Regions from separate parts of the Homo sapiens genome. Here region 2 is linked to region 1. A link is a loop called in an ENCODE intact Hi-C map of the cell type or tissue named here. Cell type or tissue: endothelial cell of umbilical vein. All regions are shown on one strand. Each heading gives the region's core, and the rest is flanking DNA. Links, peaks and the distances in the headings are about the cores only. Region 1 overlaps TTC27 (tetratricopeptide repeat domain 27). Region 2 holds the start of LOC100271832 (a long non-coding RNA gene).

The links. A loop is a pair of places that touch in the nucleus more often than their neighbours do. Peaks named below come from ENCODE experiments on the same cell type or tissue, not always from the same donor. Only the 100,000 strongest peaks of a DNase experiment are listed, where the experiment ranks them.
Region 2: it touches region 1 in a loop (3.0-fold over the local background); 1 of 110 quality-filtered maps calls a loop at or near these places.

Annotation. Positions count from the first base shown.
Region 1 is chr2:32,790,965-32,793,782 of GRCh38, reverse strand. The region is part of intron 16 of TTC27 (tetratricopeptide repeat domain 27); the gene reads right to left. Among named protein-coding and RNA genes, the nearest start is that of LINC00486, 33 kb to the left of the region's middle. In endothelial cell of umbilical vein, for the core only: no CTCF peak of the experiment used is centred there; a DNase peak (open chromatin) is centred at 1,232; H3K27ac peaks cover 569 bases.
Region 2 is chr2:32,925,358-32,928,175 of GRCh38, reverse strand. It overlaps LOC100271832 (a long non-coding RNA gene), which reads right to left and starts at 1,089. Exons shown (of 4, transcript NR_183187.1): 1 at 939-1,089; 2 at 53-144. In endothelial cell of umbilical vein, for the core only: no CTCF peak of the experiment used is centred there; a DNase peak (open chromatin) is centred at 1,195; H3K27ac peaks cover 422 bases; H3K27me3 peaks cover 237 bases.

The sequences.
Region 1 (2,818 bases), core at 252-2,751:
GGGAGGCCGAGGTGGATGGCTCACCTGAGGTCAGGAGTTCAAGACCAGCCTGGCCAACATGGTGAAACCCCGTCTCTACTAAAAATACAAAAATTAGCCGGGCGTGGTGGCAGGCACCTATAATCCCAGTTACTCAGGAGGCTGAGGCAGGAGAATCACTTGAACCCAGGAAGGAGAGGTTGCAGTGAGCCGAGATGGCACCATTGTATTCCAGCCTGGGTGACAGAGCGAGACTCCATCTCAAACAACAACAACAACAAACATTGTTACAATAATATTAGCTTTTATAATTGTTCTTATATTTATCTTTATTGAGATTTTTATTTCTTTATCCAGCGTTGAGTTATTGTCTAGTGTCCTTTCTTTTCACCCTGCAGGACCCCCTTGAGCATTTCATGCAGGGCAGTTCTAGTGGTAATGAACTTCCTTAACTTTTGTTTATCTGGGAATGCCTTAATTTCTCTCTCACTTTTGAAAGGCAGTTTTGCCAGATAAAGGATTCTTGATTGACAGTTTTTTTCTTTTAGCACTTTGAATATATCAGTCCACTGCCTGCTGGCCTCCAAAGTTTATTATGAGAAATCTGCTGATAATCTTATTAAGGATTCTTTGTATGTGACAGATTTCATTTTAGTCAGTATAAACAGCTCTATAGCCCTCATATCCCACCCAAACCAATACTATCCCACTGAGTTCATATAATGGCCTTTAAATCCCTTACCCACATCTTGATTTCATTTAGGTAATAGTAGAACTTATGTTTCATTCTCTGTCCCAACCCTATTTCTCACCTCCATCAGGAACCACACTTAGGGAATGCAACAAGCAGAGAATGACTGGGAAACTAACACTGGCCTGTGAAGAGAGTTGAAGGCCTCTCACATAGAGGAGCGGCAATTCCAACATAAATGTAGAAGAATCTCCACAAAGAGAAATGTATTAACTATTCGTTTCCCAACACTAACCTTGACTTCCTTGGGCTAGTCTCATCAAAGTCTTGGCCTAAAGTGCAAGGCACTGGCCCTTTGAATCCTGGAGGTCCTCAAAGCAGGAAGGAATAGGACTGCCTTAACCCATTACAAAAACTACCAGGAGGGCTCCAGGCCAAGAATGAAGCAATTTCCCACCTCCCCTGCTTGGCTAGCTCCCTGCTCCACTTGGAGCTCTCTAAGTACTTGTTCTGTTTCCTGGTCTGATAACCCTGACCCTTGGCTTCCCCAAACCTCAGTTATCAGAGAGAGATAGGCAGTTTAGCATTGTCTTTTTCAGTCCTTCAAAAAAAAACCAAAAAACAAAACAAAAAACAGTTCTTAGACTGTGGAAAGGGCTTTAGGTTAAATACGCCAGATGTCAAGCCTTAGCTTTACTGCTCGCTAGCTATAAGAAATCAACCTTATTAATTCACTTTGCTGAGCCTCAGGTACCTCAACAGTTAAATGGAGAGAATACCTATTTTCCAAAGCTATAATTTTTATAACATATATCCATTCTCTCCTCTTCTCTTTACTTTCGGGTAATGCACAGCCAGCAAGTGTCCCAGAACTTCAATTTCATTGGCAACTTGCCCCACTGCACATCAACACCATCTTCTCCTGTCCCCAAAGAAAGCATCAAATAAAAATACACACAAAGGACAACCTCAATATGCAAGAATACATACTGTATGATTCTATCTATATGGTATTCAAGAAAAAGCAAAACTAAACTGTGGAGATGGAAATCAGAAAGTAGTTGCCTCATGGGGGAAAGAGGTGGTGTTTCAACTGACTGGAAATGCATGTAAGAGAACTTTCTGTAGTAATGAAAATGTTCCATAACTGTTTGGGGTGGTGATTACATAAGAATACATGTAGTTAAAATTATCTGCAAATTATTTTTTTATTTTGTTATTTTATTTCATATTTTTTTGAGATGGGGTTTTGCTCTGTTGCCCAGGCTGGAGTGTGGTGGCACGATCATAGCTCACTGAAACCTCAAACTCCTGGGCTTAAGCAATCCTCCTGCTGTAGCCTCACAAGTAGCTGGGGCTGTAGGCACATCCCACCATGCCTGGCTTATTATCTGCACATTATGTCTGAATTTTTAAAAACCTTTGTTAGGTATAGTTCACAAGCACATTAATATGATGGGAAAATGTGCTTTTGACATAAATCTTCCCCCACAGACTTCAAGGCGTGACAAAGAAAAAAATAAGACATGCCTACCTGTGATTTCTGTCTTTGGTTCCTACTAGCCAAATGACTGCTCAAGTTATATAAGCTCTCTGGGTTTCATATTAATCAACTATAAAATGAGGAGTATTTACTATCCACCTCACATACTGTATGCCCAATAAAAGATAACCTGTGTTAAGTGGCAGAAACATAGTAAGCACTCAATATATATTAATCCCCTTTCCTTCCTCTTCCACATATAAACAACAAATGAATGTCAATAATGCAATACTTAAATTATTTTCCCAAAATGTTGCCCAAGGTATCCAGAAAAACAAAAAAGGAAGAAAAGGAAAAATATCCCAACAAATCAACATCAGAATTTACCTTGGGGAAAGAAGTATGGCTATATATGAGGATTCGTCTGCAAGGATATTCATGACATTATTTATAATAGTCAAAAACTGGAAAACTGAACAGGAACTAATTATGTAGGAACATGAAAATCAGTTTTATGATAGATGAATAAAAATATGTATAATCTAGAAATAAATACAAATAAGTGCTATTATAGAAAAGCATTCCTGGGTTTTACCAAACTATACATTAGTCAAAATTAGGACAAAGGTGTTTTTCAACATAGTACTGGAAGTCCTAGACAGAGC
Region 2 (2,818 bases), core at 66-2,565, 130 kb before region 1:
GAATGAAGACAATTCCTCAGTCTCTTTTGTGGGCTCCTCTTCATCTGCTCACCCTTCAATGAGGACATTCTCCAAGATTTCGTGCTTAGTTGCTTTTTCTTTTCATTCTGTACTTTTGTCCTGGATGACCTCTCTTCCCTTTGCCTTAGGTAACATTCAGGTGAAAATTATCCCCAACTTTTCAACTCTACCGCATCTATTTTTCACGTCTATATTTCCACTGCTTTCAGTTGGACCCATGCTCACCCCATATTCAACTTGTCAAAAACCTCATCCTTTTCTTTCCCATCTTTCTTCCTCTTAAGAGCTCCACCTCCATTGATAGTACCACCATCTCCTCAACATCTGGATTTAAGCTCAGAGGACCCTTTTACTCTCCTCCTGCCCTCCCTGATTCCTGTCTACTGAGCACAGCCATACTCTGGAAGTTCATCCTTTCTTTCAATTCCATCCCCACTACCCCTGTGTCACTTCCCACCAAGATCATCACCAAACCCTGGGACGTTTTCTTACTTTGAATCTGCACTTCCCGTGACTGCTGGGTTTCCTAAACCACAGAACTCCTCATTGTCCCATCATGCTCAAAAACACTTTCTGTTTCTCATTGCCTCCAAAATAAAGCCCAGGCACACAGGCTCCTCGCAGTCTCGTTCGATCTATCTTTCCTGCTTCATCACCCTTCCCCATAGCCCCCACTCTGCCATCTTCAATCTTTCTGTCTCTATCATCTCCATCTCCAGCCCCATCTCCCTCTTCGTCTCTGTCTCTAAGAGCCTTGCCAGGTTTCTGCAGCCAACAGTCCCTTCATGCTGCCTCCATGACCACTGACATTTCTCGCCTGCCCGGATGCCATCTCTCACTGCTGTCTTCTCAAACTGCTTCTCCTCCTCCAGGGCCCATATCAAGTATCACCTCTTCTGAGCAGCCTTTTCCCAAACCTTCAGTCAGGATTGAGGGTGCTCTCCTCTGTAGTCTGGTAGCATCTGACGGTGCCTCCCTGAGAGCACAGCCCACAGCTGTCAGGTGCAGGTGGGTGGGCAGAGGGAGACAGTGAGGTGCTCCTGAAGAACTTGAGCACAGGGATAGAATGTTTCTCCTCTAGAGTGAGCTCATAAAACAATGTGTCATGGGAGAGAACAAAGTGCCTGCTAGCTCAAAGGAACAATGCCTTTGACTAGCAACAGCTGTAGCCTGTAGCCAATGACGTCAAGGAAGCTGCAAAAAGGCTGTGTTAACAGAAGCAGGGCTGTTAGAGGAAGGCCAGAGTCAAAGAAGCACATTCTTGCATTTTCCAATCTTTTCCAGGGGAGGAATGCTGATGGGGGTGGGGAGGTTGGATTTCAGGCACTGGAGTGGTGGTGTCCAGCAAGGGACAGGGCTAGTTTCTCCTCTCATCTTACCTTGACCTGAACAAACTATCCTGGGGGCCCCCTGCTGTCTAGTCGTGCTCATCAGAAAGTCTCAGTGTAAGTAGCCACACTTGAATGTGCGCCGTATCATGTAGAAAGGGTGGCTCTCTAGAAATTATTCTAGTCCCCAAAAGGACTATTCCACCCCACATGTTCATTTCTAGCCTACAAGTCAGTCTGTGGTTTGGGCATCTTCAGTCCATCAAGAACTCTGTGGTCATGCCCAAGTCTAGTTTCTGGGCCTGCAAGTCATGGAAATGCCCCTGGGAGGCAGCCGTCCAGCTGTCCCCCTCAGCAGCCAGGGACTGCCACCCTATTCAAGATGCTACAGCCAAGAATTAGAGTTAACTGTGCCCAGCAGTGTCCTCCCACAAGACCACAGGTTCGCAGGCTTTTTCTGTAGAGGGCCATCCAGTCAAATATTTTAGGTTTTGTGGGTGATAAAGTCTCTATCTACTTAACTTTGCCCTTATAGTGGGTGCTCAGCAGCCATAGACAATATGTAATCAAACAAGCGTGTCTGGATTCCAGTAAAACATTATTTACTAAAATAGGTGGTGAGCCAGATTGGCCCACAAGCCATAGTTTGGCAAACCCTGCAGCAGGTCATGAGTTCTTGACAGTAGTGACTGAGTATTTCCTCCTTGGATCCACTCATATATGCCTAGGGCATATTACATCCTCACTGTGTCTGTGGAATTGGACTGAATGCTTTTCTCCTAAATGGCCCACAGGCCTTTGCATAGTAGTGATCACGGTGAACAGAGAACCATCCCATCTGAAGGAACCTTAGAGGTACCCTCCTTGTCAGCAAAGAGATCCTTCTGTAGTATCCTTGACGCATGACATCTAGTTAGCATCCTTCTGCGATGCCTCTGCCTTTGTGTGATCATCCATTTACTCGCCTGATAGCTATCGGGGACTGTTAGCATGTCCAACCCACGTGTGATGAACTGGAAGAATGATCCATCCCTCTTGTGTTGACTGCCTTCCAAGAGCTACTCAGTAAATACTTGCTATACAACTGATTATACTAGTAAGCTAATTTTGTGAGCCAATTTTGGCAGAAGCTGTTTGTTTTCTGCAGAAATTTTAAGCAACCAAAATAAGGATTTGAAGCAGAGAAAACATATTATCTACTAAAAGCCTACAGTGGTTCCTTCCGTGGCTGTAAACTCAGCTGTGATACCACCTGCCTTCTGCCGGCTGGGATGCAGGCTGCAGCGTTGCCCAAGAGTCAGTGGGCAAATGGTGCTCCTCCCAGCTTGGCTACTCGGACCCAGGGATCTCACAGAAGCCTGGCAAGGCTGACAGCTCTCAGGGGGCCTGTGTGGGTTCTTTCCAGTGCACACATTCACTCTGGAGCAAGCCTCAGCATGTGGACCGGGGAGAGAGACTCCCTTTGGACA